Linked DNA regions of Homo sapiens: region 1 is linked to region 2. A link is a loop called in an ENCODE intact Hi-C map of the cell type or tissue named here. Cell type or tissue: dorsolateral prefrontal cortex. All regions are shown on one strand. Each heading gives the region's core, and the rest is flanking DNA. Links, peaks and the distances in the headings are about the cores only.

What was found. Peaks named below come from ENCODE experiments on the same cell type or tissue, not always from the same donor. Only the 100,000 strongest peaks of a DNase experiment are listed, where the experiment ranks them.
Region 1: a loop joins it to region 2, with 6 times the contacts of the local background. A loop is called at or near these places in 2 of 110 quality-filtered maps.

What each region holds. Positions count from the first base shown.
Region 1 is chr15:35,062,500-35,073,463 of GRCh38, forward strand. No RefSeq gene overlaps it. Among named protein-coding and RNA genes, the nearest start is that of NANOGP8, 17 kb to the right of the region's middle. In dorsolateral prefrontal cortex, for the core only: no CTCF peak of the experiment used is centred there; no DNase peak of the experiment used is centred there.
Region 2 is chr15:35,112,495-35,123,458 of GRCh38, forward strand. LOC105370765 (a long non-coding RNA gene) reads right to left here and starts at 3,862. Exons shown (of 2, transcript XR_932103.4): 1 at 1-3,862. It also overlaps the pseudogene PRELID1P4. In dorsolateral prefrontal cortex, for the core only: no CTCF peak of the experiment used is centred there; no DNase peak of the experiment used is centred there.

The DNA.
Region 1 (10,964 bases), core at 1,576-9,575, 50 kb before region 2:
ATTTCTTTCTTTCTTTTTTTTTTTTTTTTTAAATGGAGTGAAGTATCATGTTTGGCCTCAAAGTGGCTGTGGAGGGCAGAGTGTGCTCATGGTCTTGGTGGTACTGGGGCAAAACATATTTTACAGCTGCAAAGAAGCAAAGGGCAGAGAAGTTTCAGAAGCTCACAAGTGAATGTATTAGCAGTCTTGTATGTTTTATTGCTTCTATCAAATAAAAAAATCTTTTGAGGTACAGAAGGTTTTTTCTTGGTGGCATACAAGTATAGCACTCACATTCTAAACAAGGCATTCTAAATAAAATGAAATAAAATAAAACACAGCAAAGCCAACATCAACAGAAGATTACCCTTTCTCTTTGACTCATACTTTGTCTTAGACATTATATGATTCAAGGGATGAATGCGTGGTTTGTAAATTTCCCAGACCTTTGTTTCTCTGGACTTGAGATATGTCACTGCCCTTCTGCAGAAAGTGGAGATGTAGTGACAAGCAATGGAAGAAAAAAGGATTCCTAGACTAGTATAAGACAGCCCTCCTCTACTCCCATTGGTCTTATAGGTGAGGGATCCTTCAGCTTTTTTTTGTGTGTGTGTATGTGTGTGACGGAGTTTCTCTCTCGTTGCCCAGGCTGGAGTGCAATGGCGTGATCTCTGCCCACCGCGACCTCTGTCTGCTGGGTTCAAGTGATTCTCCTGCCTCAGCCTCCCGAGTAGCTGGGACCGCAGCCTGGCTAATTTTTTGTATTTTTATTAGAGACAGGGTTTCACCATGTTGGTCAGGTTGGTCTCGAACTCCTGACCTCAGGTGATCCACCCGCCTTAGCCTCCCAAAGTGCTAGGATTACAGACGTGAGCCACCGTGCCCCACTGATCCTTCAGCTTTTTTTTTTTAATTAATTTTTTTTTTGAGATGGAGTTTCTCTCTTGTTGTCCAGGCCGGAGTGCAATGGCGCAATCTAGGCTCACTGCAATCTCCACCTCCTGGGTTCAAGCAATTCTCCTGCCTCAGCCTCCCAAGTGGTTGGGATTACAGGCATGCACCACCACGCCTGGCTAATTTTTTGTATTTAGTAGAGATGAGCTTTCACCAGGTTGGTCAGGCTGGTCTGGAACTCCTGACCTCGTGATCCACCCGCCTCAGTCTCCCAAAGTTCTGGGATTACAGGCGTGAGCCACCGCACCTGGCCATCTTTCAGCTTTTAAAGATAAAGAGGCCAGGCCATGAAGGGTAAGTCAGTTCATTCTGCCATCCACCTGGAATGCTGACAAAGTATTGTTAGTAGGGCAAGTTGAAAACTTTAAATACAGTGGTGATTGATCTCAATCAATTTTTGGTGTTTTGTTAGATGCTTGATAAATATACTAATGGAGGATAATGGCACATCCATTCATTAAAAATATTATTTAGGCCGGGCGCGGTGGCTCATGCCTGTAATCCCAGCTACTCAGGAGGCTGAGGCAGGAGAATTGCTGAACCTGGGAGGCAGAGGTTGCAGTGAGCCAAGATCGCCGCACTGCACTCCAGCCTGGGCGACAGAGCGAGACTCTGTCTCAAAAAATAAAATTAAGTTAAATTAAATATATATATATAATTTATACAATACTTTTTCTATGCCAGGCACTGAATTAACCACTGAAGAGAAAATAGTTCTCACCCTTCTGGTCTATTTGATTGTTCCCAGGCTTCATTCCTTAAGAAAATACTCAGTTGCATTTTTCAGAACAAACCATTTACGACTGAGTTTGGTCTGTTACTTAAGAACTGATATAGAGATGCTGATCTAGAGGAATAGTTGCGTTCAAGACCCTTCCCCCTCCCTGCCGCCCTCTTCTCTCCCCTCATTTGTCCAGGAATATATCACTTCACTGAGTATCCAAAATAAAGCTAAGGTTTTCCTGTTTGAAGTACTGAATCTAGGGTTCATAATAGAATTTTTTATCTTGAAGAAGAGTTTAAGTCATAATCAGTTCTCTTAACAGTCAAAACAAAATTAAAATCACCCCATAGGGTTACCAAAGTTCATACTAATAATATTATAGAATGTAAAATTTGTATTAGTCACATTACTGCTCTTACTTATGGCTTATTATGATATATGTAAATTAAAAAAAAAAGAAAAACAGATTCTACCACTTAAAGCAAAGGAATAGTAACAAATCAAACCAAGGCATATCCAGAAAATCCAACGTACGAATTCCTAGGCTCCACAACTAATGCTGAGCCAAAGAGGCCAACGACATAACTCAACATGCTGCAGAGGTAGTCATGTTGATCTCTGGGAAGGGTCCATGGGTGTGTGTGCCAGGAGGGGAGGACCTGAGGTTACAGAGAACAGCAATTATGGTCCTCTATTGAAGCAAACAGAATCCAGGTCCGCTTTTCCAACGTCAACCTATCAACTTAAGGCGGATTTGTCTCCTGTCCTTTTTTCAAGAACATTGCCTAAGATGGTGGCTTGTTTATTTATGTCTTAGATTTATGGATTGACTTTCCTCCAGAAGGCCTCTCTGCTAAAATGTAAACATGTTTTAGATGTCTTCTTCCTGTCGTTGTCACCCAGCTCAAAAGAGAGAGTAAGAGAGCCGTGTGCTCCTGCTGTGCAATAATAATTGAGTGTTTGCAAACAACCCCATTTGACACATGCATTTATTCTTACATATTAGAACATCTTTTTTTTTTTTTTTGGAGAGGAAAGATTGACAACAATTTTCAGTTAGACATAATGTGGTCTTATTCCGTATTGTCTTTTTCGGTTTGCTCCCTACTCAGCCTGGGGGTAGATTATTTTCCTTTCCCATCACCTGTGTTTCTTCCTGAGCCTTTCCAGCTTTTCATCTGGGCTGCTTTTCATTTCTTTAAACAACTCGCAAATTCAGCCTTCTCTGGTCACAATTTTGAAGTCACAATCTAAATGTTTTTTTCAGCTCAGTAAGCTTTCTTCACTTAAATAATAAAATAAAATAAAAGAGGATTAACAGGCACTGGGAAGACAGTGCTGTATCTTGGCAAGAAAGATCAGGCTTTTCTCAACAGTATCATGAAATTCGGAAAGGAAAAGACACTACAGAACTGGCCAATTTTTCGGTGGCTCACGCCTGTAATCCCAACACTTTGGGAGGCCGAGGTGGGCGCATCATGAAGTCAGGAGTTGGAGATCAGCCTGACCAACATTGTGAAACTCCATCTCTACTAAAAAAATACAAAAATTAGCCAGGCGTGGTGGTGCACGCCTGTAATCCCAGCTACTCAGGAGGCTAAGGCAGGAGAATCGCTTGAACCCGGGAGGCAGAGGTTGCAGTGAGCTGAGATTGCACCACTGCACTCCAGCCTGGGTGACAGAGTGAGACTCTCTCTCAGGAAAAAATAAATAAATAAATAAAATAAAAGTACTGGCCAATTTTTTTTAATATTGATAATAAGATGGCTAAGGCTATTCTAATTATGTGTGTGTATCTATGCATGGTTGCAAGTCCAGAGACAGCCAGTGGTAAGGGGCCCTATATGGCAGTGACAGGATTTTTTCCTACCCTGTGGAAATTGCAGCAAGTAGGACTCTTCCTCTATGACAATTTCCTACTCCTCTTTACAGAGGTCAGACTTAGACTTCTAGAATATTCTGTTGTTGGGTCACCCAGCCACAGATGAAACAGTATGGTTAAGTGTGCTCATGACTGGGAGAGAATCGGTCACTACACTACCTTATGATGAACTCCTGTTCATTACTAGTTCAGCGTGAGATTCTAGGGTGATGGGAAACTCCAGCATGGAGCCACCTGCCTTGTGAAAATGTCACATATTACTGAGCCTAGATTGGAATTCTGGGCCATCCAGGCTCTGCAAGCCTTTTGGCACAGAGCCTTTTATGGCTCTCCCGGCAGGAGATACATTCAGGCTGAATCTGAAAGTGGGCAAAATTGGCAGAAGATAGAACAAATAGAGTCGGTAGAAGCTGATTTTTAATGAAAGGGTTATTGGGTCTCTGGAGTGTATTTTCTCTTCATATCCCTAGGACCTAGCATAGTGCCTGCATGTAATAGATACTTAAGAACTGTTGTCTGGGCTGGGCGCGGTGGCTCACGCTTATAATCCCAGCACTTTGGGAGGCCGAGGTGGGCAGATCATGAGGTCAGGAGTTCGAGACCAGCCTGGCCAACACAGTGAAACCCCGTCTCTACTAAAAATACAAAAATTAGCTGGGCGTGGTGGTGGGTGCCTGTAGTCCCAGCTACTTGGGAGGCTGAGGCAGGAGAATCGCTTGAACCCAGGAGGTGGAGGTTGCAGTGAGCTGAGATTTTGCCACTGCACTCCAGCCTGGGCAACAGAGCTAGACTCCGTCTCAAAAAAAAAAAAAAAAAAAAAAAAAAGAACGGTTGTCTGAATGATTAAATGAATTTGAATGAATGTATTAAATGGCATTCTCAATTAAGACAGGTGGCTTGAATGCCTCATTGTACAAAGATGGTCTTTAGAGAATCCTAAGCCTCACTTATCCATCCATCCATTTAAGAAATATTACTGAGCATCTCCTATGTGTTCCTTAGCACTTTCTCTGACATTATCTGCTTCATTTAGACTTCTTACCCCCACCCAGCTGGGTCCTAGAATGTAAGCTCCTTGAGGGTAGTGAGCTTCCTGTCCTTATTGCTATGTCTTTAGCACTTAGACCAGAGCTTTAGGAACGGGGAGAAGTCCTCAAAATGCGATAGATTGAATTTTCTGCCAGCTAGTATTGTCTGACTTGCCAATGGCTCCAAATTGTTCCCTGTATTAAAACCCACTGGTGGCTGGGGGAGGTGGCTCTTGTGTTGGGCTTGAGATCTTCACCTGTCAAGGACCACTTGCTCATCTACTGATCAGCCTCTGCTGTTATTCCAGACCATGTCCCATGGCCACCTTGCATCTTTCCCCATCTCATTTGATGAGAGCTGATATACAAACTCCGGAGTTTTTCCATATTTTCTAAAAGTTCAGTTTTTTAAGTGTAGTGTTTGGTATTCCTTTGTTTTGGCCATTTCTGTTCTCATTGTATTTCATACAATTCAAAAAATGCTGGAGGTTAAAAGTGCAACTTTCCTCCAGTAGGAAAATGTTTAATGCCTTTGGCAAAACTGTTTTTTCTCTGTGCTGCTGAGATAGGATGGGTCTCATAAATCTCCCAGAGTTCAGGCTAGAGAAGAGTAACTCCTAGACTACAGACTGCCTGCAAGAATTGCCCCAGCTTCCTGGAGCGTCCTTTATTCTGCATTTGCTTCTTGAGTCCCTATTCTGAAATCTACTTTCTGTTACAGACGGGAAGAAGCCAAGAGGAAGAAAGATATTTGCATAGAACTCCACAGTTTACAAAGCCTTTTCACATGTTATCTTTTAAAAATCCTTGCCATTAAACTGTGAAATGTGTGCTATCTCCGTTTAGAGATGAGGAAATAGAGGCTTAGAGAGGTTAAATAACACGCTAACAAGGAATGAAAGTGTCATTTCAACCCAAATCTCCCAAATATGAACCTTACATGTTTTTCTACTCCCAAACGATGTCACAAATGAGCCTCTTAAGTTTGCTAGATTTTTGTTTCCTGGTTACTTCTCTGTGGATGTTACGGTTCCCCAAACTTGCCCTCTCCTCTATGTGTTTACTGTCACTTATATTCATCCCTATTCACATCTCAGCTCACACAAGATAGTGGAAGACAGTGGTAAGAGTGGGATCTGGAGTCACACTGCCTGAGTCTAAATCTTGGTCCTGCCATTTACTCTCTGTCAGACCTTGAACGGTTTGTTTTTTTTTTTTTGAGATGGAGTCTAGCTCTGTCGCCCAGCCTGCAGTGCAGTGGCGTGATCTCGGCTCACTGCAACCTCTGCCTCCCGGGTTCAAGTGATTCTCCTGCCTCAGCCTCCCTAGTAGCTGGGACTACAGGCGTGTGCCACCGTGCCCAGCTAATTTTTGTATTTTTAGTAGAGACGGGGTTTCACAATGTTGGCCAGGATGGTCTCAATCTCCTGACCTCATCATCCGCCCACCTCGGCCTCCCAAAGTGCTGGGATTATAGGCGTGAGCCACAGTGCCCAGCTGGATGGTTGTTTAACCTCTTAGTTCTTAGTTATTCCATCTGTATGACGGGATAATTACAATGCTTATTTTCAAGGGCTGGCAAAGAAAGAATACAAATATCTAATTGCTTAAAGAGTATTCCATTTGCTGTGATTCCCTCCCGATTTTGCACATCACCCATTTCCCCTGTTTCTCAAAAATCGCCTTTTGATCATCGTGGGAATTCCAACCAACCACCCCTACCAGAGAGAGGAAAATGAAAGGAGAAAAAAGAGAGGAGAAAAAAGGGAAAATCATGGAGCAAATGGGTAGAAGTGTCAGATGTAGAGAAAACGTTAAGACAGCCAGCTGAATTGAAAGAAGAAGGAATATTAAAATAAATGTACAAATGTTGTTCTGTGGAAGGTTGAGGAGAAGAGAGGAGAGAAATAGCTAAAAATGGCACTGCCTGTCCTGGCAGACATGTCCTGGCTCAGAAGGATCTGCTGTGAATCCAGGAACTAGCAGAGGAGCGTGGAACCCAACTCAGCAACTCTGCGGGAGCAGAGGAAATGATGAGAAGAGCTGGCTTGGGCAGGAAGGAGGAAGGATGACAGGAATTGTCTCTGTAGAAATCCAAGTGGCAGTTGGGATGTATTTGCGTTTTAAGAAATTATTTTTTTTTTAAAAAAAAGGACAACAAGCTTTTTATACACTCTTTTGCTTAGCAACAAGAGCCACCAAAGGCATGTGTTCAGTCAAAATGTCAGTTGCTCAGCTCATTAAAATATTAAGTGAAACACTGACGACAATTACACAGCATTGAGCCTTTTTGTCTGCCAAAGCGTGCCTTCCAATGCACAACAAAGTGGGTCAAAAGTTTGTTTTGTTATTTTATCATTTCTTTTTATCTTAGATTTTTGATGGAGTTTCTTTTCAGTAGGTGAAATGGTTGCCAAGTTTGGCAGGGATAATTTGAGGACGGGGCACTTCAATAACTCAGACATCTATTTCTGGATGGCCAAGGAAAAGAAAGACTCCCCTGAATTTCTTTCTGTCATAGAAATTCACTCACTCAACAAATATTTTCTAAGCTTCTGCTGTGTGCTAGACCTTGTGCTAGATGTTGGGAATAAAGTTGTGAGCAAGACAAATACATACCATGTTCTCATGATGAGATTCTTGGGTCCTACTCAAATTTGTTTACCTAGACAACAACTCATGTTCAAAATCTCTCTTCCAATCACGTAAAATGAACACCTCCTAAGATTTCCCTTGCCAGGCTCTGCTATGAGAAATGAACATTGATTACCAGGGGATGTGGATAGATTATGAGGTGTCCATAGCAAAGAACAGCTATGAAAGTAATCTCCCTATGGGCCCTTGTACCTGGAATATATAAAAGCATACACTTTGAAATATAAAGCCTTAACCCACAGGACTAAATTCCTGCTCGGGGGATTTCAAGCATACACACACACATTTATTTACGTGGCTCTCCCAGTGGCATACCTGTATTTTGATGGTTATAATGTAAGTAGAGCGAGCATTTATTGAATGTTTACCAAGTACCAAGAATTGTGCTAAGCACTTTTTTTTTTTTTTTTTTTTTGAGACAGAGTCCTGCCTGTTGCCCAAGCTGGAGTGCAGTAGTGTGATCTCAGCTCACTGCAGCCTCTGCCTCCCAGGTTCAAGCAATTCTCTGGCCTCAGCCTCCTGTGTAGCTGGGACTACAGGCATGCACCACCACGCCTGGCTAATTTTGTATTTTTAGTAGAGATGGGGTTTCACCATGTTGGCCAGGATGGTCTCCACCTCCTGACTTCGTGATCCACCTGCCTTGGCCTCCCAAAGTATTGGGATTACAGGCATGAGCCACTGCGCCTGGCTGTGCTAAGCATTTTAAATGAAGAAACTCGTGGCCGGGCTTGGTGGCTCACACCTGTAATCCTAGCACTTTGGGAGGCTGAGGCGGGTGGATTGCCTGAGCTCAGGAGTTCATGACCAGCCTGGGCAACACGGTGAAACCCCGTCTCTACTAAAATAAAAAAACTTAGCTGGGTGTGGTGGTGGGTGCCTGTAATCTCAGTTATCCTGGAGGGTGAGACAGGAGAATCGCTTGAACCTGGGAGGCGGAGGTTGCAGTGAGCCCAGATCACGCCACTGCACTCCAGCCTGGGCGACAGAGTGAGACTCCATCTCAATAAACAAACAAACAAACAAACAAACTCATTTAATCTTTAAATCGTATAAGGTTTGAAGACCTGTAATAGATCTGAGATTTTGCTCTATTTCCAAGCTTCTGGATGCTGGCAGAAGACAGTAGACTTCTGGGTCAGAGGCAAAGGACATTATTACTCATGGCTCAGCCAGCAGCATGAGCATGAGTACATTTGTACAGCTCCCCTGGCCTGAAGTTTCAAGGGGTGCCAGCAAATGGTGGATTGTGCTCTAGGAGAAGAACTCTAAGCTTAAAAAACCTGAATCTTTTATAATGGGCAGTAAGCAGACTGCCCTTTGCTCTGGAGGGAGACATTATTTCTATATTTCTTTTTTTTTTTTTTTTTGAGACGGAGTGTCGCTCTGTTGCCCAGGCTGGAGTGCAGGGGTGCGATCTCGGCTTACTCCAAGCTCCGCCCCCTGGGTTCAAGCGAGTCTCAGGCCTCAGCCTCCCGGGTAGCTGGGATTACAGGCGCACGGCACCATGCCTGGCTAATTTACAGGGTTTCGCCTTGTTGGCCAGACTGGTCTCAAACTCCTGACCTCAGGTCATCCGCCGGCCTCGGCCTCCCAAAGTGCGGGGATTACAGGCGTGAGCCACTTCACCTACCTACAGCTTTCATTTTCAAAACTTCCTTCAATTATGCAATCTGCAGTTACTCAACTTTTTGGTAAACCATACAAGAAGTGCAAAAATGATATATTCATTTCCCTGAGGAAAATTTTGACAATAATTACACATTTGTTTAACCAAGTCAAAGACACTGAGTTGAAAAACTGCCGATTTTGTTATTTTTTACTAGAACTATAACATAGGCTTAGTATATACCGTCACAATTCTACTTTAAATAAGTAGAATTTACATGTTAGCATGCTGAGCAGTTTTTAGACCACTTTGGGCTCACAAAGAGTGACATGGATTTTTTTTTCTCTTTTTATTACAATTTTTTTTTTTTGAGACATAGTCTTGCTCTGTCGTCTAGGCTGGAGTGCAGTGGCGCGATCTCGGCTCATTGCAAGCTCCACCTCCTGGGTTCACGCCATTCTCCTGCCTCAGCCTCCCGAGTAGCTGGGATACAGGCGCCCGCCACCACGACCAGCTAATTTTTTGTACGTTTTTTTTTAGTAGAGACGGAGTTTCACGGTGTTAGCCAGGATGGTCCTGATCACCTGACCTCGTGATCCGCCCGCCTCGGCCTCCCAAAGTGCTGGGATTACAGGCGTGTGAGCCACCGCGCCCGGCCTTTATTACAATTTTTATTGAGATAATTTTGATATGCAGTTGTAAGAAACAATACAAAAAGGTCCCTTGTACACTTTGCCCAGTATCCTCCAATGCTACCATTTTGCTAAACTATGGTATATTGCAACTAAGATATTGACATCAATACAATCCACTGACATTATTTGTATTTCAACAATTTTACTTTTATTCGTTTGTGTTTGTATTAAGCTCTACACAATTTTATCACCCATGTAGATTCGTGTATCAACCAATACGATCAAGATATTGAACAGTTCTTGCCCTTTTATAACCACACCTACTTTCCTCCGGATCCCCCATCCCAATACGACCCGTGGCAACCACTAATCTGCTGTGTATCTCTGTAAGTTTGTCATTTTATGTAAATGGAATCTATAGCCTGTAATCTTTTGGAATGGGCTTTCTTTTTCACCCAGCAAAATTCCCTGGACATACATCCAACTTGTGTGTATCAATTGTTTCCTCCTTTTGATTACAGAGTAGTATTTCATGGTATGTATGCGCCACAGTTTATTTAACCATTCACCTGTTGAAGGACATTGATGCTGATTACTTTTTTTGCTGTTACAAATACAGCCACTAGGAGCATTCATGTTTTTGTGTGACTGTGTTTTCTTTTCTCTGGCATAAATGTCCAGGAGTGCAATTGCTGGGTTAGATTTTAGTTGCATATTTTCATTAGTGTTTACATGTACTGTAAGTGTGGGAGTATGTGTGAGAAATATCATAAAATTTTATCCCATGTGTAGATTAAAAACTTTTTAAAAATATAATATCAACTTTTATTTTAGATTTAAGGGGTATGTGTGCAGGTTTGTTACATGAGTTTATTACATGACACTGAGGTTTGAGGTATGAAAGACCCCATCACCCAGGATCTTTAACTTCTACTCTTATTACTTCCACTGCCTATTGGGTACTGAGCATAGTACCCAATAGGTAGTGTTTCAGCCCCTGTCCTCCTTCCTCTCTCCTGCTTCTAGTAGTCCCCAGTGTCTGTTTTTCTCTCTCTTCTTTTTTTTGACACGGAGTTTCGCTCTTGTTGCCCAGGCTGGAGTTCAATGGCATGATCTTAGCTCACTGCAATCTCTGCCTCCTGGGTTCAAGCATTCTCCTAGCTCAGCCTCCCAAGTAGCTGGGATTACAGGCATGTGCCACCACACCAGACTAATTTTTGTACTTTTAGTAGAGACGGGGGTTTCCCCATGTTGGCAAGGCTGGTCTCGAACTCCTGACCTCACGTGACCTGTCTGCCCTGGCCTCCCAAAGTGCTGGGATTACAGGCATGAGCCACTGCACCCAGCCCTGTTGTTCTCATCTTTATGTCCCTGTGTATCCAATGTTTAGTTCCTGCTTGTAAGTGAGAACATGATGCAGTATTTGGTTTCCTGTTCCTTTGCTAATTTGCTTAGCATAATGGCCTGTAGCTACATCCATGTTGCTGTAAAGGACATG
Region 2 (10,964 bases), core at 1,342-9,341:
TTACATTCATAGAATGTCTTAGCTGAGGACAAAGAGCTGCTGGATTCACCCTTAGGGGATTTACTGTTGTCCTAGAGAAGGCCATCACTAAGTAAAAACACTGAATTCTTTGGAATTTAAATTTTTCCAGTGTCCTCATAGCACCTTGTATACATTTCAATTACATCATCATAGTGAACTTCAATCATTCACCGGTTTTCCTTCCCAATGAATAATAAAGGCAGTGACTATAAATTATTTATCTTTACAGAACAAGGATAGAATCTGATATATTACCTGCACTCAAGAAATGTGTGACAAATGAATGCATGGGAGAATCCAGAGAGGAACATGACATGTTCCATACTTCTTTCTTATCCTATTCTTTCCTTTTGGTGATGGTGACTTAGAGATGGAATCATTACATTATCAGTGTAGTAGAGTTGGTAAGCCCTCAAGTGCCCTGTGCTTAATTTGAATTCTGATTTTTAATACTTTTTAGTTATGTGATTTTGAACAAGAATTAAATCTCTTCATCTGTAAAATCAGAATAATGCTTATTTTATTTGGATGTTGCGAGGATTAAATAACATACAGTTCTTGACACCTATAAGTTACATTATTAGTAATATCACTGCCATCAAAGTGAGAATATGTCCAGCTTGCTGCTGTTGAGCCTCGGTGAGAGGGAGAAATCATTTACAGCATCAAGTAAGAGTGCCTGATTTATTGTCTTGGATCATGCTAAAGAATGGACTAACCCCCAGTTATTGTGCATCCCCTGGGTGATTCGATTTACCACGTAGAAATACGTGTCTTCCCTATTCTAATTTCCTTTAGAGAAATAAAATCTGATTATTTAGTCAAGGAAATTCCTTCTTTCTTCTGGGTGGCCAAGGTGTGTGTGTGTAGGAGGGAGGTGGGTAGAGCCTGATATGAACCATGTTTCAGTGTCCAGCAATCCTGGGGGCACTGAGGAAGAGTGTGAGTGCATAAATATGGGATGCTGACATTCTGAGCAAGCCAGAGAATGCACCTAGATTCCCAGTGTGGGCTAGAAACACAAGGGAAAGGAGGCACTGATTAACAGAAAGTTCTTGAAGAAGTCTGACATTGGAAGGGTAGACTTTCCAATGGAGTGAATATGGAGGACGCCTGGAGAGGAGAAAACATCTTAGCCTAGAATCTTTGCACACAGTAGCAGAATGGTAGTCTGCTAAATAGTAGAGGTAATAAGTGCCCATAAAACCAATATAAGGTAAGAAAAAAATATTTCTAGAAACATTAGACGATCTCTAGAGTCTAAATTTCCCTGGGTAAATGTAGTTATTTCATATTTACTAGGTTTCTTTTCATCAAAAAGAAACATTTACTTGAGTCTATATTACCTCTTTTTTACTTAGTTTATTTGCATTTATAACTCTTCTAAAATAAATTGGTAACCTGGAAACACACAGGTACCATTTTTTTTCTTGCCACCGGCCAGTTCTAAATTATCAATAAATAAAAGAACTTCTCATACCCAGACCTTGATTTGAAAGATACCCTGAAGATTTACAATATGCTAAACCAGGGAAAAACTTGGGAGTAATCAGTACAATACATTTTGCTCTCCATCATAATCAGTTTTTCAGCCTCCATGTCGATAAAACTTTTTCTCCTTTTTCACAATGGTTTACAACTTAAATAATTTAATACAACAGTTGTTATATTTTTATTGCAAGCTTATAAAACCGGTACTATAAGTCTTTTCTATGCAATATATTACCAAAAAGTGACAGTGGAGAAGGGGAACTGATGATTACTAAAACTGTAATTCAATCTTCAAGTTCTGAAGATGTCATAAAAACGTCTTCTGCTTTACTTGCATATGGCAGATACTATCAGGATGCCTCAAATGAACTCTCTCTGGATATTCAATCTCTCCTTAGGCATTATTTCCTATACAATAAAAAAGGGATTTCACAATGCAAATGCAACTGTGATTCAAGCCCAATAGTTCTTTTTGTCAAATAGGATTTTCTTTTATGAAGTTTCATCTTAGAATTAATTTTGATATCAATGCCTGTCAAGCTGTGGAAATTGAGCTGAACCAAGTGAGCCTATTCCTCTTTGCGCTGACTTGTAGGAAGTGGTAATTAGAAAAAATGCAGAGATTTTGTACTGTGCTAAAGAAAATTTAACTCATCATGCTACATACTGTCAATCTTGTCGAAAGTATAGAAGTGGTACATAGCAATATTCTATAAATGCCTATTTTATCATATATTTTTTAAATCCCCTCTTTACTACTTTTCATCTTACATTAGTTGCATGAAAATTATTTTCTAATTCTGACCAATTGCTGCTATGATCTGAAAGGTCTGTGAAATTAAATAACAGATTCCGATAGTGTTTATGATTAACAATGTTCCACAAAGCTTAGGACACTAGCATGGAAGAAAACGTATTTCATTAGATAAAGAGGATGGCTAGTTATTTGTACATTCTTGCCAACTGTTCTCACTCAGTGGTCTCATCACATGTGTACTGACTTCAGTCTAAAACAAAGAGGCATCAAATTCCCCAAATCTCTTCTTTGAATGTCCAACATACAATTAATCTAATGATGTTGCAAATAAAATTAAAGAACTCTTATCTTTGTATTAACAGAGTCACTTTGCCTTCTGTATCAATGCTGTAAAGCAATACTTTACAAAATCCTTTAAAAATCTTCCTAGGATGAGAATAAATTAGTTTTTATAGGGAGGTGGAGGAATCGAACTTTCATAATATGGCTGCCTGGAGAGCAACACATACAGTTGGAAGGTAAAATTTTCCATTTATCCCCCAGCCTGAGAGAGTGCAGGTGGTGCTCTGTGGGTTTCTGCACTTTGTCTCCCAGCCAATGCAGCCCTGGCCGACTCCACAAGGGGTGAAAGGTCACAGACGCTATGTGAGTGGTGTGTAATTCTCACCACAACAGAGGCTGCTAATCACATAACATTAGGGTGAATTATGATAATTATAAAAAGCTGAACAGAGAGATTCAACAATAACAACAGCACGACCACAGCTGTGATGGTAGTGATGAAAAGGTGGTGCTTTCACGGCCCATGGTAATGGGTTTGATTGAGATTCTGGCAACCTTTGGTGAAAGACACTTTGCCCCTTGCAGGTTAGCTTTTTCTAAACCACCTCTATAATAAGTAGAGTAAAAATAACCCATTCAAACAGTTTCTAGTGTTGGAAGGAGCTCAAAACATTATCCTGTAGCATGCTGAAGTCCTATTCGTCTACAGAGTAAGAATTTATTTCAGAGTCACTGCTTTCCAGCAGGTCTCAACTTGTACAGCTGTTGGCTTCTGAGCCTTACATGAAATTTTAATTTTTCTGATCCCATTTTACTCTTCTACATATGTAACCCCCTGTAATGGATTTTATTTGCCCTAGGAAAATTTGGAGAACAATAAAGAAGAGCCTATTCTTAGGAGTTTTCAAATTCAGGAAAAACTGATGGCAAATTTTGAAATAGGAAAAAGTCAGGCAATGGGTATGAAGTGCAATAAAGAAACTAACTGATAGAGTTAGTCCCTACTGATTAGATAGTTTGCTTTTCACATTTTGGGGGCAAAGAAAACATCATAGCCTTTTGTTGCTCACCAAGTTGAAATGCCTTGCAACATTAGTTGTTTTACTGAATCAAGAGAGGCAGAGATATTTAGAAGCCACGAATTGCAAGGGGAAGTTGGGCCACCATTACCCCCAAAGTTTAGCGCTAGGGCTGGCTTCTAAGTAGCACTTACTAACCGCACTCCTTGAATATACAGAAGATGCAGTATGTTTAAAATAAAAACACAGGGCTTCAGCCGTATTTATGTATTTATTTATTTGAGACACAGTCTCGCTCTGCCGCCCAGGTGTCACGATCTCGGCTCACTGCAACCTGTGCCTCCTGCGTTCAAGCGAGCACCTCCAGATAATTTTTGTATTTTTAGTAGAGATGGGGTTACACCATTTTGGCCAGGCTGGTCTCGAACTCCTGACTTCAAATGATCCACCCACCTCAGCCTCCCAAAGTGCTGGGATTACAGGCGTGAGCCACCACACCCGGCCATATTTATAAGCTAATGGTAGCACACCAAATCTTACTAGGAAGTGAAAAAGTAGTCCTGGTTGACAGATAAATGAAATGATACATATACTCTATGCAAATAATGCCATAAAGCAAATAGTCTCATATGTTCTAGGTAAGGCATCTGGGTAGTTTTTAAAGACTTTTTTTCTTCTTAAAATATGATGATCCAATGTAGTGCTAATGAAGGTGGTAAAATCCACTACAAAATCTGAGTCATGAAGAAAAAGTTCAAAACTCTTTGACACAGTTCAGTAGAAGAGGCACCAAGTGCCTTTAAAATATCATGTTATCAAGCCCAGCTGCTATGAGGTTGGATAATTCCAAACCAGGGTCTAGGCAATTTATCCCAGTTGCATACTAGTAGCCCACCTATTCTGGCTGATTTGATATTAGCTTGGAAAGGCAGTTTTGGGCTAAATAGTGCTGGGGCTTACAGTAAGTTCATTTTAAACTTTCAGCTGACATGAAAACATTTATACTGAGAAGTTACATAACTACATAGGCAAATGGCTACTTAAATGCATGCATCTTTATTTGATTCCTGAACCACAAGAGGTAATGATGATGATAACCATAATAATGACAAAAACTAACAGTATTTAATATCTACAGGCGTTGTATTAGGTGTATTGACTGCATTATCTCATTCTCACAACATCCAGAGGCCGCCTTTTGTTTTATTACGCCTATTTTACATATGAATAAATTGAGGCTGAGAGAAGTGAAAAAACTGGGCTTTCTGAATTGGGTGAAAATTTGGGCTCTACTGAGTATCAGAAACATTCTGGGATAACAAATGGAATCATCCTGCTCTGCTGTGATTATTGGCTCTTAGCAGCAGTGCAGCTTTAGGAATCAATACAGTGCACGAGTTCTATAAATGTGCCTCTTAATAAGTTAATAAAACAGAGATATTCTCATTGCCTCTCCATCAAAGTTTCAGGGGAAAAATGAGAATATTAAATGCAGTAGGATAGGGAAGATCTGCTCCATTTGCTCTGCAATGATAATCTTTTACAAAAGAGGATTTTTATTATTAATTCTTTGCCTTCTGGGGATATTATAATTTTCTAGAATGTAGAACTGCCTTAAGCACAGTAATTTGCTGAGCTAGACTGAATCTCAAAATGTTTCAAATGAGCTGATAAACAATTGCATAATTAGCCATTAGTAGATCAAGTCTGTATGTTACTGATAGCCAGATAAACAAACCAATGGGTAGGCAAATTGTAGATATAGTTTTAAAAACTAAGAGCCTGTGTTTTATTTTTACACGCTTTGTAACTTGTTCTTTAAAGAATTAAAAACCACATTTCATTTGCCCTTTAAAAAAAGAAATTTAGGAGATTATTCTATCAAATAAATCCTTAGAGACTTAATCATTAAATACATACTGCCATGTATGAATAATGAAGGATTTGTGTGGTGAATGCAACTCATGCTCTAAAAATGACTAGATGGTGGGATTTTTCTTTTCAATTAAAACTGGCCTCAAATCTATTGCTTGCATGGGTAATGCTCTTTCATCCTCCTTTTGAGTTTTGGTTTAAGTCCAAAGTATGAAATACATTTGGCCTTGATTATGAAAATAAAAGGTTTTGCATGTTCAAATAAGAAAAGGAAAATACAGTCAGTTTTTAGGCTTAAACGCTCATACCTTATTCAAGTGGCTGGCATCCAGTCCAAAATGTATCCATGTTACAATTCAACCTCTCTTTCTTCTCATTTTTCAAGAACTTCTCACTGGATCATAAAACACCTGGGCTGGAATTTGTCATGCAGAGTTACAAGCTAGGTGTAGGATTTTTGTTTATTTGTTTTAATATTAAAATCAACTCAGCAGTTTTGAGGACCCAATAAAGAAAAGAGGAAGATTTAATTTAAACAAGGTTATACTTTATGTTCTGAACTCAGAGGTCACAAAGCCAGACAGATAAATGTACCAGCAGAAAGAAAAGCAGCAGCAATTTTCCTGAAGATTTACAAATTAGAGAATTCATATTTTATCTTAAATGGCTTAGGTGTCCTCCTGTTTGGGGGGCAGACCAGGTATAATTTCTTGAGATTCTTTGCAGATCAATTATTCTAATTTTTGTCTATTAGTATTTCAGATGTCAGAGCATAGTAAAATGCTAATTTGAAACTGTGCAATGGGCACAAGACGATGTGTGAGCCTAGCTAGGGAATGGATTTGTCACTACATTTAAAAAACTATTTTGACCTTTGACAATTTTAACAGCCTCTAAAATTTGTATACCCTTCTTATGCTTCCCATTATCACTGATCCTCCATTTGATGCCAACTAATAGCCTTATGTAAAATTTTACTGTTGTTGGGCTCAAGTTCTGCTATTATTACAATGATTATTTATCCACAATCTGATTTCTATTTTAGTCTCAGCCTTAATTTATTACAGACCTTGAGTCCCTGTTACTGTTTTTATATTTACATTTATTCAACTAGCCCTTTCATTTTATAAATTGGCATTCATTGTATTTGCATATTTGCATAGTTGCACAAATAGACCATTTATATCCTCTACGTTAGAGGCATAAGGTCATCTAGGTTCTCAATCCAACAAGGAGTGCCAATTTCTTTGTCCAAAAGTGTGCCGGCTGAATTCAGTTCATGATGAAAAAACAAGACCTTTGATTCATAAGGTATCAGCAATAATTGCTTTGGTGTTTTTTGAAGGCACTGGAAACATTTTCAACTATTTTATAATGTTCTGACTTTGTCAGGAACATTTTGCCTTCATGTATTTGATAGGTAATCTTATCTGTATATTTTGTATCCTTTTGTTCTAAACTCATAAAAATGACACCAGTATTCTACAACATCCAAGATACCTCATTAGGATTTTATTAATGAACCTTTTAAAGGCAATCCCTCCCTAAAAGGGAAATTACATTTGGTTCAGAATAAATGAACTCACACAATTAAAGATCTGAGTTGATTTAAGGCTACGCAGCTGAGAAACTTAAGCAGATTTCAAATTTGGAGGAATATACCGTCATGGCCCCAGATAAGAATATTATTCCTAATTTGATTATACTTTCACAACATGCAATGCTATATTTTCAGAATTAGGTAAATACAGAAATATGGGTCATTACTGGGTTTCAGTTTTATGCATAAATAAAATGTTAGGGAAAAAGTTTCACTGAATTTTATTTTAATCCTTTGTCACCTCATCTCTCTGACATTATAAATCCCACTGACATTATAAAGCAAACCACAGTTTTGCTATTAATGAGACATACAAAACAGCTTGTCTGGCATTTGATTCCTATAAAAACTTTGAGGTCAAAAGTTATTTCTCACTAATGCATAACTGTAATGGACATTGAATACTTGGGCTAGGCTTTTGATCTGGAAGGATTTTGAAAAATCTTTTTTATAATGGACAATGTTTGTATTTTTATATTAAAAGACTCATAAAACCAAATGAAAACACAATTGACAGTACTATAATCAAAGGAGGAAAAAAGACCTCCAACCATTTAAGTAAGTTGTTTCCTTACAAATGTAGATGGAAAAATACTGCAAAATAAACTACCAAAATCAAAAGTTAACAGACCATGATCATAACTGTCATTTATTTCTGACTTGTATGAGGAAATAAGTAAAAAGTACAGGCAAAGGAAAATGCGAACCCAAATTTTGATGAACAAATTTCACAGTAGATAATTCTTCTGCTTTTGGATTTTTGCCATCAAAATATAGTTAATAATTAAGAATCAGAGGGCATAAATCACCAAGAAAAATCAATGGACAGCTTCCAGAGAGAAAGAGAAGAGCACATATGGCTACAGATATCCAGGACTGGAAACAACGGAACTTTTGCAAGATATTTACTCCACCAAATAAGTTATTTTTTAAATTTATTATTTATTTATTTAGTTTTTGAGACGGAGTCTCTTGCTCTGTCACCTAGGCTGGAGTGCAATGGCGCGATCTCGGCTCATTGCAACCTCTGCCTCCTGGGTTCAAGTGATTCTCCTGTCTCAGCCTCCCAAGTAGCTGGTATTGCAGGCGCAAGCTGCCATGCCCGGTTAATTTTTTTTTTTTTTTGTATTTTAGTAGAGACGGGGTTTCACCATGTTGCCTAGGGTGGTCTTGAACTCCTGAGCTCAGGCAATCCACCCACCTCAGCCTCTCAAAGTGCTAGGATTTTATAGGCGTGAGCCACCATGCCTGGCTGCGAATAAGTTATTAAACAGTGTGTGTGAATTGTTTTAATTATTTTACTAAAACCAGCAGTGAGGATAATGATTACTTGCATTTAAGCTTTGCTGCATTAATCCTGTAAAAATATTCATGTTGAAGTATGGTGGTTCCATAAAAAATTAAACAGAATTATCATATGATCTAGCAGTCCGACTTCTGAGTATATAAACAAAAATAACTGAAAGTAGAGACTTCAACAGATATTTATTTATTTATTTTTTTGAAATCAACAAGTATTTATTGAGTGCCTATTATGTGCTAGATATTGAGACACATCAGAGAACAAAACCAAGAGCCCTGCCCTTGTGGGGTTTACAGTCTAGCACTTAGTGCCAGTTTACCTGCAGGCTACCTGGAGCCCGGGTCAAGTCACTGCCCCTCTGTTCCTCGGTCTGCAGCTGCCCAATGGGAGAATAAGCAGACGTGGCTCAAACGTGGATCACGTGCCTGGTGTACTGCAGATGTCAAACTGGATTCCCCACAACCCACCGCCCAGACAGTAGATAGGGCTGGAAGTTGATTTTTAATGATAAAGTACAATGGAGGGAGGGCAGAGGGGCTAAGCCAACTGTCTGGGGAGCTGTGGTGGTGATGGGCTGGCTACACAAACTGCTGCTACTGCTGCTGCTTCTTGGTGGCCGCCTTGCTGGCGAGGTCCTTGGCCTTCTCTGTAGCTGCCAGGGCCGTCTCCTTTGCCTTCTCCTTGGCTTCCCTGGCTGTCTTAATAAGTGTTTTGGAAGCAGCCTCGCCTTGCAGCTTCGCCAAGATATATTCAAAACCCTTCAAAGTCTTGGTCACGTTGCTTTTGAACTGGGCAAGACCAAATTCCCAGACAGCTCTGGAGACACCGCATAAGCTAGAGGAGACCCACGCTTCCCGGCGGATTTCGGTCCAGCCACTGTTGTCAGAGTTCACACAGTAAACACATCGTTCCTCCACCACCATCGGCCGGGCGTGGTTGATGTTCCAGGTGAAGGTGGTCATGGTCTGATTCTGTGGGTCCACAACAGAGTCCTCCAATATGTATGTACACCGAGTGAGCCACATTGGCAGGAAACAGTCGCTCGGCCCAGCGGGGCATCCTGTCGGTCTTGGTCATGAGTCGCCGGGACAGCAGTTTCTGGTCAGGGGTCACCTCCCGGTGTACTATGTCTTCCGTCAAGATACGTTTGCCACAGGGATTCGGGTACCGCTGCCAAAAGGCGGCGAACACTTGGTCCCAGGAACTGCGGAGCACGCCCTGGCCCAGTAAATACTTCACCATCGTCCCGGCCGGAGCGGGCTCAGCACCCGCTCAGCATCAGGGGTGTGGAGCCTGGGAGGCACGCGGGGGCCGGGCCGGGGCTCGGCGCGCACCCGCCGCCAGGCTCGTAGCTCAGTCACCACCGCACCGCGCCCAAACAGCTGCCGCTGCCGCCGCCATGAGTTCAGATATTTATTTTTTTTTTCTGGTCAGGAGACTGGATTCAAATGAACAGATATTTGTGCATCAATAGTAAGATTATTCACAATGGCCAAAAGATAGAAGTGACCCAAATGTTCATTGGCAGATGAATGGATAATCAAAATGTGGTACATACACACAATGGAATATCATTCAGCCTTAAAAAGGAATAAAATTCTAATTCATGCAATAATAACCTTAAAGACATTATGCTAAATAAAATATACGCCACACAAAATGAGGAATATTGTATGATTCCACTTATATGAGGTATGTAGAGTTGCCAAATTCATAGAGACAGCGTGTGGAATAGTGGTTATCAGGAGCTGAGGGGAGGGGAGGACTTGGAGTTATTGTTTAGTGGGTACAGAGTTTCAGTTTGGGATGATGAAAAAGTTCTGGAGATGGATAGCAGTGATGGCTGCACAACAACATGAGTGCACTTAATGCCAGTGAATTATACACTTAAAAATGACTACAGTTGGCCGGGTGCGGTGGCTCACACCTGTAATCCCAGCACTTTTGGAGGCCGAGGTGGGCGGATCACGAGGTCAGGAGTTTAGAGACCAGCCTGGCCAACATGGTGAAACCCCGTCTCTACTACAAATACAAAAAAAATTAGCCAGGCGTGGTGGCGGGTGCCTGTAATCCCAGCTACTCGGGAGGCTGAGGCAGAAGAATCGCTTGAAACTGGAAGGCAGAGGTTGCAGTGAGCTGAGATCATGCCACTGCACTCCAGCCTGGGCAATAAGAGCAAAACTCCGTCTCAAAAGAAAAAAAAAAAAAAGACTAAAGTTGGCGGGGTGTGGTGGCTCACGTCTGTAATCCCAGCACTTTGGGAGGCCGAGGTGGGCAGATCATGAGGTCAGGAGATCGAAACCATCCTGGCTAACACAGTGAAACCCCGTCTCTACTAAAAATACGAAAAATTAGCCGGGCGTGGTGGCAGGCGCCTGTAGTCCCAGCTACTCGGGAGGCTGAGGTAGGAGAATCATTTGAACCTGGGAGGCAAAGGTTGCAGTGAACCGAGATTGCGCCACTGCACTCCAACCTGAGCGACAGAGAAAGACTCCATCTGAACAACAACAAAAGATTAAAGTTATACATTTTATTATATTCTACCACAGTGAAAAATCACAAAAAACATTCATATTGGGTAACAAAAATTATTTAATATTGAAGCTTTTTAAACAG